2 separate regions of the Homo sapiens genome follow, and region 1 is linked to region 2. A link is an interaction called in ENCODE POLR2A ChIA-PET data of the cell type or tissue named here. Cell type or tissue: A673. All regions are shown on one strand. Links, peaks and the distances in the headings refer to the core of each region. The heading gives the core; the rest is flanking DNA.

Region 1 (5,382 bases), core at 287-5,286, 750 kb before region 2:
CAAACTAATCTGTAGATTCAACTCGATACCTCTTAAAATCTCAACAGGCTACAATTTCTTATAGAACTTGATGAGCTAATTCTAAAGTTTATATAGAAATACAAGGGACCTAGGAACAGCCCAAAGAATTTTGAAAAAGAACAAAATTGGAAGACTTACCTTGTCATACTTCAAGACTTCTGTAAAGCAGCAAGTAAGATTGTGTGAGATTAACCAAATAAAAAAGAGAATTCAGAAATAGACTCATGTGAAGTATATGGACATTTCAGGTTTTTACAGATGCCTGAGTAATTCGAGGGAGAAAGGACAATCTTTTTACATCAGTGGTCTTAGAGCTTGGATATCCATATGGAAAAAAAACTGAATCTTAACCCTTATCTTATTCTCTGTATATATAAATATTAACTATAAATGGTTCATCAACCTAAGCATAGATCTAAGACAATAAAATGTCTCGAAGAAAATACAGTAGATCTTTGTGACCTTAGGTTACGTTTCTTAGGATACAAAATATGTGAACCATAAATTGTACTTTATCAAAAATTAAAAGCATTAGCTGTTTGAAAGCCCCTATTAAGAAGGTGAAAGGCAAGTTGCAGACTGGGAGAAATATTTGCAAAACATTTTTTTCTTATTTCTTTTTTTTTTGTCTTTTTCTATTTTTATTTTTTATGTTTTTGAGATGGAGTTTTGCTGTGCTGCCCAGGCTGGAGTGCAGTGGTGCGACCTTGGCTCACTGCAACCTATGCCTCCCAGGTTCAAGCGATCCGCCTGCCTCAGCCTCCTGAGTAGCTGGGATTACAGGCGCATGCCACCATGCCAGGCTAATTTTTATATTTTTAGTAGAGACGAGATTTCGCCATGTTGGCCAGGCTGGTCTCAAACTCCTGACCTCAGGTGGTCCACCTGCCTTGGCCTCCCAAAGTGATGGGATTACAGGCGTGAGCCACCACACCCAGCCAGCCACTGTCCCAGGCCTGTCTTCTTTTAAAATTTCTTTTTCATTCTTTTCCCCAGAAGCTACAAAACATTTGACAAAGAACTTGTATCTAAAATATATAAAGAACTGTTACAACTCAATAAGGACACGAGCAATACAATTTTTTTTTTTTTTTTTGAGATGGAGTCTTATTCTGTTGCCCAGACTAGAGTGCAGTGGTGCGATCTTGGCTCACTGCAACCTCTGCCTCCCGGGTTCCAGTGATTCTTCTGCCTTAGCCTCCCGAGTATCTGGGATTACAGGCATGCGCCACCACACCTAGCTAGTTTTTTTGTATTTTTAGTAGAGATGGAGTTTCACCGTGTTGGCCAGGCTGGTCTTGAACTCCTGACCTTAGGTGATCTGCCTGCCTTGGCCTCCCAAAGTGCCGGGATTACAGGTGTGAGCCACTGTGCCCGGCCCACAATACAGTTTTTTAAATGAACAACAGATGTGAGCAGATACTTCATCAAAGAAAATGAAAATGTATAGCACTTGAAAAGATGTTTAACATCATTAGTCATTAGTGAAATGCAAATTAAGATCACCGTGAGACATTACTACCTGTCTGTTAGACTAGAGAAATTACAGGTGGCTCACACTTGTAATCCCAACACTTGAGAAGGCTGAGACGGCGAGATCAATTGCCCTCAGGTGTTCGAGACCAGCCTGGGCAACATGGCGAAAGCCCTAGGAAATCTCTACAAAAAATACTAAACATTAGCCAGGTGTGGTGATGTGTACCTGTAGTCCCAGCTACTCCAGAGGCTTTGGTGGGAGGTTGGCTTGAACCCAGGAGAGAGAGGTTGCAGTGAGCCAAGATTGTGCTACCATACCCCAGCCTGGGTGACAGAGCGAGGTCCTTTCTTAAAAAAAAAAAAAAAAAAAAAAAAAAATTCTTTAAAATATTATGTCAGGCCAGGCACTTTGGGAGGCCGAGGCGGGCAGATTCTGAGGTCAGGAGATCAAGACATCCTGGCTAACATGGTGAAATCCCATTTCCACTAAAAATACAAAAAAAATAGCTGGGTGTGGTGGTGGGCACCTGTAGTCCCAGCTACTTGGGAGGCTGAGGCAGGAGAATGGCGTGAACTCGGGAGGCAGAGGTTGCAGTGAGGTGAGATCGCACCACTGCACTCCAGCCTTGGTGACAGTGAGACTCTGTCTCTATAAAAAATAAATAAGTAAATAAATAAAATTTGCCAGGCGTGGTGGTGGGCACCTGTAGTCCCAGCTACTCGGGAGGCTGAGGCAGGAGAATGGCGTGAACCTGGGAGGCGGAGCTTGCAATGAGCCGAGATTGTGCCACTGCACTTCAGCCTGGGCGACAGAGTGAGACCCTATCTCAAAAAAAAAAAAAAAAAAAAAAAAAGGCAAAAAACTACAGTGACAGAAGCAGATCAGGATTTTCCAGGGCCAGTGAGGAGTCAGGGAAAGGGTAATTATATTGGGGTTGATGGGATTTGGGGGTTGATGGAAGTATTCTGAATCTTGATTGTGTTGATGGTTACATGCTCTATATATTTGTCAAAACTCATTGGACCGTATACTTACATGAGTGAGTTTTGTTGCATGTAAATCATACTACAATAGGCCGAGCATGGCAGCTCATGCCTGTAGTCCCAGCACTTTGGGAGGCTGAGGCAGGCAGATCACAAGGTCAGGAGTTCAAGACCAGCCTGACCAACGTGGTAAAACCCCATCTCTACTAAAAATGCAAAAATTAGCCAGGTGTGGTGGTGTGCACCTGTAGTCCTAGCTACTTGGGAGGCTGAGGCAGGAGAATTGCTTGAACCTGGGAGGTGGAGGTTGCAGTGAGCCAAGATCGCACTACTGCACTGTAGCCTGGGTGACAGAAAGGGACTCTGTCTCAAAAAAAAAAAAAAAAAAAAAAAATCATACTACAATAAAACTGCTTATTTAGGCTGGGTGTGGTGGCTCATGCCTGTAATTCCAGCACTTTGAGAGGCCAAGGCGGGAAGATCACCTGAGGTCAGGAGTTCAAGACCAGCCTGGCCAAAATGGCGAAACCCTGTCTGTACTAAAAATATAAAAATTAGCTGGTTGTGGTGGCAGGCACCTGTAATCCCAGCTACTTAGGAGGCCGAGGCGGGAGAATAGCTTGAATCCAGGAGGCTGAGATTGCAGTGAGCCTGGGCAACAGGGTGAGACTCTGTCTCAAAAAAAAAAAAGACAAAATAGAAAAACCACATAAATATTCACTTTATTGCCAACAGGAAAACCATCACTTCCTGCCTTATTGTTTAAAAACACAAATTCACCCATATTCAATCACATGATAAACTGGAGGGGCTGCAGTTTGCATGTGACTGAGTGACTTGCCAGTGTGATTATGTTGCAGATGTCAGAAGACACATGTCAAGGGTTAGTCACCAGACGTTGCCAAGAAATATGAAAAGAGAATCTGAATGCGGTCCGGGCACTAACACAGCAGTACGCTTTTATTTTGCTGGAAGAGCCTGTGGCACAGCCCATGCATTGACATTTGATCTTGTTTCAGCTAAACTAAATGTGTCTGTTAAGATTTTTTTTTTTTTTAATTTGAGGTAGATTTAGGTATGAGGGGAAAAGTTTTCAGCCCTTTTCCTGGCATAGACCTTACAAAAGAACTACTTTCTTTAGCTGTGTTTGTTGAGGCCGTTGGTGAGGGTTTGAAATCTTTTTAGTTGGCTTGCTGCTAACTGGAAATTGAGGACGGTTGGGGGATGCCTGACTCCACGTTTTAACTAAGCTCTCTCTGAAAAGGGATCTCCCCAGCAAAATCTGTAGTGCAATCAATTACCAAGGGAGCGGCTGAAAGTGCTTAATATGCTTAAGCTGGCTTCAGAATGCATGTTCTGTATTACAAAGAACCTGGGTGGAAACAAAACAAATTCATCTATATGTTTTGTTTGTTTTTTGAGCTGGAGTCTCGCTTTGTTGCCCAGGCTGGAGTGCAGTGGCACGATCTCAGCTCACTGCAAGCTCTGCCTCCCGGGTTCACGCCATTCTCCCGCCTCAGCCCCCCGAGTACCTGGGACTATAGGCACCCACCACTACACCCTGCTAATTTTGTTTTTGTATTTTTAGTAGAGACAGGATTTCACCGTGTTAGCCAGGATGGTCTCGATCTCCTGACCTTGTGATCCACCCGCCTGGGCCTCCCAGAGTGCTGGGATTACAGGTGTGAGCCACTGTGCCCAGCCCACCTATATGATTTTTATAAAGGGCATATCTAAATCAAAATAATCCAGGAAGTGACGATAAAATAAAAAGGTGGAAAAGTTTATCTTGGACAAATGCTGACAAAATGAAAGTACCATAGCCATATTAGTGTGGGATAAAATAGACTTCATATTGATGAAAGATGTAATCTCCTAAAAGAAATAACAGTTATACCTGCTGGGCACGGTGGCTCATGCTTATAATCCCAGCACTTTGGAAGGCCGAGGCAGGTGGATCACGAGGTCAGGAGTTCGAGACCAGCCTGGCCAACGTAGTGAAACCCCGTCTCTACTAAAAATACAAAAAAATTAGCCGGGCGTGGTGGCCGGTGCCTGTAATCCCACCTACTTGGGAGGCTGAGGCGAGGAGAATTGCTTGAACCTGGGAGGTGGAGGTTGCAGAGTTGAGATCATGCCACTGCACTCTAGCCTGGGCGACAGTGTGAGACTCCATCTCAAAAAAAAAAAAAAAAAAACAGTTATGAATGCTTGTGAACATAACTTTAAAATATATAAAGGAAAGCTAAAGGAAAAGTCTGATGTAACACAAGTATATATTGACAAACCACAATCTTGGTGGGAGATTTGAATATATTTCTCATGAGTCAGCAGATCAAGTAGATAGAAAATAAGTATATAAAAGATTTCAATGACATAATTAGATACATGTAATAGAGATTACATACTCTTCAAAGCTTGTAATAAGTCAACTCACAAACACTGATTTTAAGTCCTTCCACAAAGAAAATCTCAATAAAATAGGGATATAATAAGTCACTTCCCTCCTAGGGCGATAATGTGTATAAAAGTGTTTAAGGTATAAAGCCTTAGAAAACATTTGTTCCTTTTAATGCCCTGATTTGTTTTATCCTAGGAACGGCAGCAGTAGGACACACAGACAAGATTGGGAGATTGAAAGAACTCTGTGAGCAGTATGGCATATGGCTTCATGTGGAGGGGTAAGCCGGCGGTGAGGCTGGTGGCTCCATTCGGGCCTGCACAGAGTCCTCATGAGGACTGGACATCCAGGCTCTCACTTTGGTGACATTTATCACGAAGGGCTCTTCGGGTCACAGATCACAAAATAACCCAAATTGGCTTAAGCCCAAAGAGATCTTACTGGCTCACATAACTACAAAGAGCAGTGTTATGACTGCCTCAGGCACAACATCAACCAGG
Region 2 (5,382 bases), core at 193-5,192:
GCAGATCACCTGAGGTCAGGAGTTTGAGACCAGCCTGGCCAACATGGCGAAGCCCCATCTCTACTAAAAATACAAAAATTAGCCGGGCATGGTGGTGCACACCTGTAATTCCAGCTACTCGGGAGGCTGAGGCAGGAGAATCGCTTGAACCCAGGAGGTGGAGGTTGCGGTGAGCAGAGATTGCACCACTGCCCTCCAGCCTGGGTGACAGAGCAAGACTCCGTCTCAAAAAAAAAAAAAAAACCCTACAAAAAAAAGTGAAGTATACATATAGGAAAACCATAAGAAAAGTAATTTTCCTTAAGGTCATGAAACTATTCAGTATTTTGCTTTACAGTTTAATCTATTCACTTTTTATATTTTCTTTTTTTTTAATTTTCATTTTGAGACAGGGTCTCACTCTGTCCCCCAGACTGGAGTATAGTAGCACAGTGTTGGCTCACTGCAACCTCCACCTACCCAGCTCAAACAATCCTCCCATCTCAGCTTCTGAGTAGCTAGGACTATAGGCATGCGCCACCACGCCCAGCTCATTTTTATATTTTGTGTAGAGATGTGGTCTCATTATGTTGCCCAGGCTGATCTTGAACTCCTGAGCTCAAGTGATCCTCCCACCTCAGCCTCCCAAGTAGTTGGGACAATAGGCGCGTGCCGCCGTGCCTGGCTCATTTTTGTATTTTGTGTAGAGATAAGGTCTCATTATGTTGCCTAGGCTGATCTTGAACTCCTGGGCTCAAGCGATCCACATGCCTTGGCCTCCCAAAGTGCAGGGATTACAGGCATGAGCCACCACTCCTGGCCTCACTTTTTATATTTTCCCTATTTTAAAGAAGTATTAAGTAGATCAGTGTAACAGAACAAAATATTACCTCATTTATAAGGATTCACTCACCTCACAATGTTTTCTATACAGGATTTTTAAAAATTTGGTGAGGAATGTACATCAAAGAGAAATAAATAAAATCTCTTTAATGTCTAGCTTAAAAATAGCTGAATTTTGACATCTGCTTCAGCATTCTATTGTAATATGCAGTTACAGCCTCACATAAATATGTAGTTGGAAAAGGGAAGAGTATTTTAATAGCCCATTCACATTACGTGGATAGCCTTCTGTCCACAGAACCAAAACTCAACAAGTGGTTTGGTAAAGATTAATTGCAATGTGGAATATGAAACCTTATCAATAGTTTCTGTATCATGTTTACATTAAAAATCAACTGGTTTCCCTTGAAATTTCAATGGATCTTTTTTATGCATGCATAATTTTGCAACACCATATATCATTCATTTGGAAAAATATTTGTTCACTGAGTTACACAGATTTTCCATGTTAAAAATGGTTCATTATAAAAGATAAAAAAATCTCATTTGGTATTACCACTAATCTCCCCAGAAAAGCAAGTACTGAGAAGCTGTCAAGCTCACAGTAGCAGATATGAGTTTTCCAGCATTCTAATTTTTGCTTGAAAGCTACAATTTTATCATTGGCAACAAATACTATCAGTGTTTTCCTCAAGTTACAGACTCATTTTGGTGATGTGACAAATACCCAAGTCTCACTAAACGTGTTTGTCAATCAGTCATTCTTTCAAATAAAAAATGATGTTTACATGAAAAAGCATGTATGGAGTTCAGCTGAGAATTCAATCACACATGTGCTTTTCCTTGAGACAACAGTCATTCTTCAGTATGCAGCAGAAGTGCTCCATGAGTACTTCCCATTTCATCACACAGAATGTTACAAAGATGAATACTCAAGGGTCAAGATTAAATAAAATTAATATTTTTTACTATTTCAGCAGAGACATTTGGAAGTTAAACTGGCATTTTTTTTTCCCTCTGCAAGTCCACGTGGGGACGGATACAATGACTCCCAAAACAGTTTCGTGCCAACTGCCTTGATTCATGCTAAGGTGCCAGCAATTTTACACATCCTCAGTGTAAATATCAACAATATGAAAAAAAGCAAATTACATTTAATATTACTATGAAAATAGCTTTGAACTCACAAGGCCCCTGAAAAGGGGATCCGCAGAGGTCCATGAAGTATACTTTGAGAACTGCTTTACTGAGCTGATTCCCAAAAAACCAACATGCCAATTAAACATTAGCTACCTCAGAAAGAGTTAAGTAAGTTTCAAAATTACTCCACAGAGGATCCAAGTAAGACAAAGTGTTGGTGAAAGCAATAGATATTCTATCATATTCAGTTTGAATGCTAATCCCAAAACAGACATTAAAAAACGTAAAGTCTAAGAGAATTTTTTCCTACAGATTTGATTATGAAATATTTGGCAAAGGGAATCTAATTCAAACCAGATGCTGGACTCTCGCTGAGCAGCGGTTGGTTGGGAACACTGCTAAAAGGCCCCCCTTTTGTGGAGAGGCCAGATGAGTTCATGCAAAGGCATTTTGGCAGCTTTTGCCCCACAAGTCCCATAAGCACAGCACTACTCAATATTCCACATTCTAAAGTCACCACACTTTTTTTTTTTTTTGAGATCTTTTTTCTCTTCCAAAGAAGGCTTATAGGAAAAGACAACAAAATCCATATCCTGAAAAATCCAGAGCACCTATAAAACCAGTGTCTTTCTACCTGTGTCATGTATCTGGCTTTAATCTCAAGAAATGTGTAAAATAAAAATCCTCTTCATTTATCACTTTCATGCTTTACTTATTCCTCATTGGCCTGAACTATCAGCTATTAAAACCCACACACGTACAGAGCTTTGGTTTTGAAGAATCTGTAAATGTGCAATCCAATATAAATGGCAGCTCATGGTTAATTTACATTACTCTAAGCATGTTATTTGATTTTGAACTACAATCAACTCTTAATTTTTCAGGAGTTATCTACTTTTTTTAACATAATAAAGGTCCTTAATTTCTTTTCCTTACCTATGTGTTTATGCAATCCTTTTTTATTCTGTCTCATCCACTCATAAGAACATGGTCCAAAGTATTAACAATAGAATTAGGGAAATTAAACATTCAGCCCCTTCTCATTACTCACTTAAATCTCAAACACTCCCTTTCCCCTACATTAAAAACACTTTCTGGCCTTGCCTCCCTCTGCAGGATACCTTCTGGTCTGGTTTCATCTTCTTGTCTCTCTCAGGGTTACCCTTTACCCGCCTCTGGTTGGTAGAGGATCATTAAGCCCCACTTAATTCTATTGTGCTGTGACTTCAACCAATTCTACCTTGCCAACATGGCCACATGGAAAAACTAAACCTTTCATCTGTCTTTTTTTATTCTAATCCACCAGTACTTCCTGAACAAGGAGTAAAGAATCCCTGTTGTTACATTAATTAAACTTATTAAGAAACAACATGAATTGGTATGGTGGCTCATACTTATAATCCCAGAAATTTGGGAGACTGAGAGGCATGAGAATTGTTTGAGCCCAGGAGTTTGAGACCAGACTGGGCAACACAGCAAGACCTCACCTCCATAAAAAATTAACCTGGCATAGTGGCTTATGCCTATAGTCCTAGCTACTCGAGAAGCTGAGGTGGGAGGATGGCTTGAGCCCAGGAGTTTGAGGTTACAGTGAGCTATGATCCTGCCACTGCACACTCTAGACTGGACAACAGAGTGAGAGTTCGTCAGAAAAAAAAAGAGAGAAGGAAGGAAGGAGAGAGAGAGGAAGGGAGGGGAGAAAAGAAAGGAAAAGGAAAGGGAAGGGAAGGGAGGGAAGGGGAAGAAAAAGGAAAGGGAAGGAGGAAGGAAGGCAGACAATCAGTCTAGGAAGCTCTATAAGACCCACCCATTTAATTAATGGTGAGTTTAATTTGCATGTATGAGCATGTTTGAATTCCTCACCTTTAATACGAAACTTTGACTATCTGTAAAAATTGGTGGCAGATCAAAAAACTGCTCCTTTTCCTTTCTTTTAATTTTTTTGAGACCAGAGGTCTCACTATGTTGCCCAGGCTGGTCTTGAACTACTGGGCTTAAGTGACTCTTCCAGCCTCCCAAGAAGCTGGGATTACAGGCACGTGCCATGGCACCCAGCTAAGAGCTCCTCTTTTTTTTTTTTTTTTTTGAGATGGAGTCTCGCTCTGTCTCCCAGGCAGGAGTGCAGTGACGCGATCTTGGCTCACTGCGAGCTCTGCCTCCTGGGTTCATGCCATTCTCCTGCCTCAGCCTCCCTAGTAGCTGGGACCACAGGCGCCCGCCACCACACCCGGCTAATTTTTTGTAGTTTTAGTAGAGACGGGGTTTCACTGTGTTAGCCAGGATGGTCTCAATCTCCTGACCTCGTGATCCACCCGCCGTGGCCTCCCAAAGTGCTGGGATTACAGGCGTGAGCCACCACGCTGGGCCAGAGCTCCTCTTTTAACAATGACCAAATTAAACTAATTATTATACTTTTTTTTTTTTTTTGAGATAGAGTCTTGCTCTGTTGCCCAGGCTAGAGTGCAGTGGTGCAGTATCAGCTCACTGCAACCTCCGCCTCTGGGGTTCAATCGATTCTTCTGCCTTAGCTTCCCAAGTAGCTGGGATTACGGGCATATGCCACCACGCTGGGCTAATTTTTGTATTTTTAGTAGAGACGAGGTTTCTCCATGTTGGTCAGGCTGGTCTTGAACTCCTGACCTCGTGATCCGCCAGCCTCGGCCTCCCAAAGTGCTGGGATTATAGGCGTGAACCACTGCACCTGGCCTAATTATTATGCTTTTTACAAAGAATTCTTCTTGGGCATAATTTTCATTTAATAATAAATATTATAATTAAAGCAGCTAACACTTGAGCAGTTACAATGTGTCAGGCACCATTCTAGGCAGTTTATTAGTATTAACTCATTTAATACTAACACCCACCCTATCTCATTAGGGTGCACTTAACAAATGAAAAATATGTGGCACAGAAAGTTTCAGTAGCATGCTATCGCTTACTTAGTATAACATTCAGTTTATTAGGAATCAGTCTTAGTCTCTCTTTTCAATCTTGTTGGGTTTAATTATTTTATTTAAATAACTGAATTATTAAAATATAAAACACACCATACAATTTATCCCTTGAAGTACAGTGGTCTTTAGTATATTCAGAATTTTGCAACCATCACCACATTCAATTTTAGCAGACTGTCATCATCTCAAAAAGAAATCCTGTACCCATTAGCTCCCCCGCCGGCAACCACTAATCTACCTTCTGTCTATCCTGGGTTTGCCTATCCTGAACTTTCCATATAAATGGAAAAATACAGTATGTGGTTGTTTCTGTCTGGCTTCTTTCACTTAGCATAATGTTTTCAAGATTCATCTACACTGCAGAATGTATCAGAACATTATTGTTTTTAACTGCAGAATAGTATTCCACTGTGTGGATATGTCACACTTTATCCATTCATCAGTTGATGGACACTTAGGTTGTTTC

The links. ChIA-PET counts read pairs that join two places held together with the same protein. Peaks named below come from ENCODE experiments on the same cell type or tissue, not always from the same donor. Only the 100,000 strongest peaks of a DNase experiment are listed, where the experiment ranks them.
Region 1: POLR2A ChIA-PET joins it to region 2 with 6 read pairs; 1 of 35 experiments calls an interaction of 5 or more read pairs at or near these places.

Annotation. Positions count from the first base shown.
Region 1 is chr16:70,024,366-70,029,747 of GRCh38, reverse strand. It overlaps the pseudogene PDXDC2P-NPIPB14P and the pseudogene PDXDC2P. Among named protein-coding and RNA genes, the nearest start is that of MIR1972-2, 3.3 kb to the left of the region's middle. In A673, for the core only: no CTCF peak of the experiment used is centred there; DNase peaks (open chromatin) are centred at 3,116, 3,380 and 3,697; H3K27ac peaks cover 1,905 bases.
Region 2 is chr16:69,273,319-69,278,700 of GRCh38, reverse strand. All of the region lies in intron 4 of SNTB2 (syntrophin beta 2), which reads right to left. Among named protein-coding and RNA genes, the nearest start is that of VPS4A, 35 kb to the left of the region's middle. In A673, for the core only: no CTCF peak of the experiment used is centred there; a DNase peak (open chromatin) is centred at 2,350; H3K4me3 peaks cover 869 bases; H3K27ac peaks cover 2,772 bases.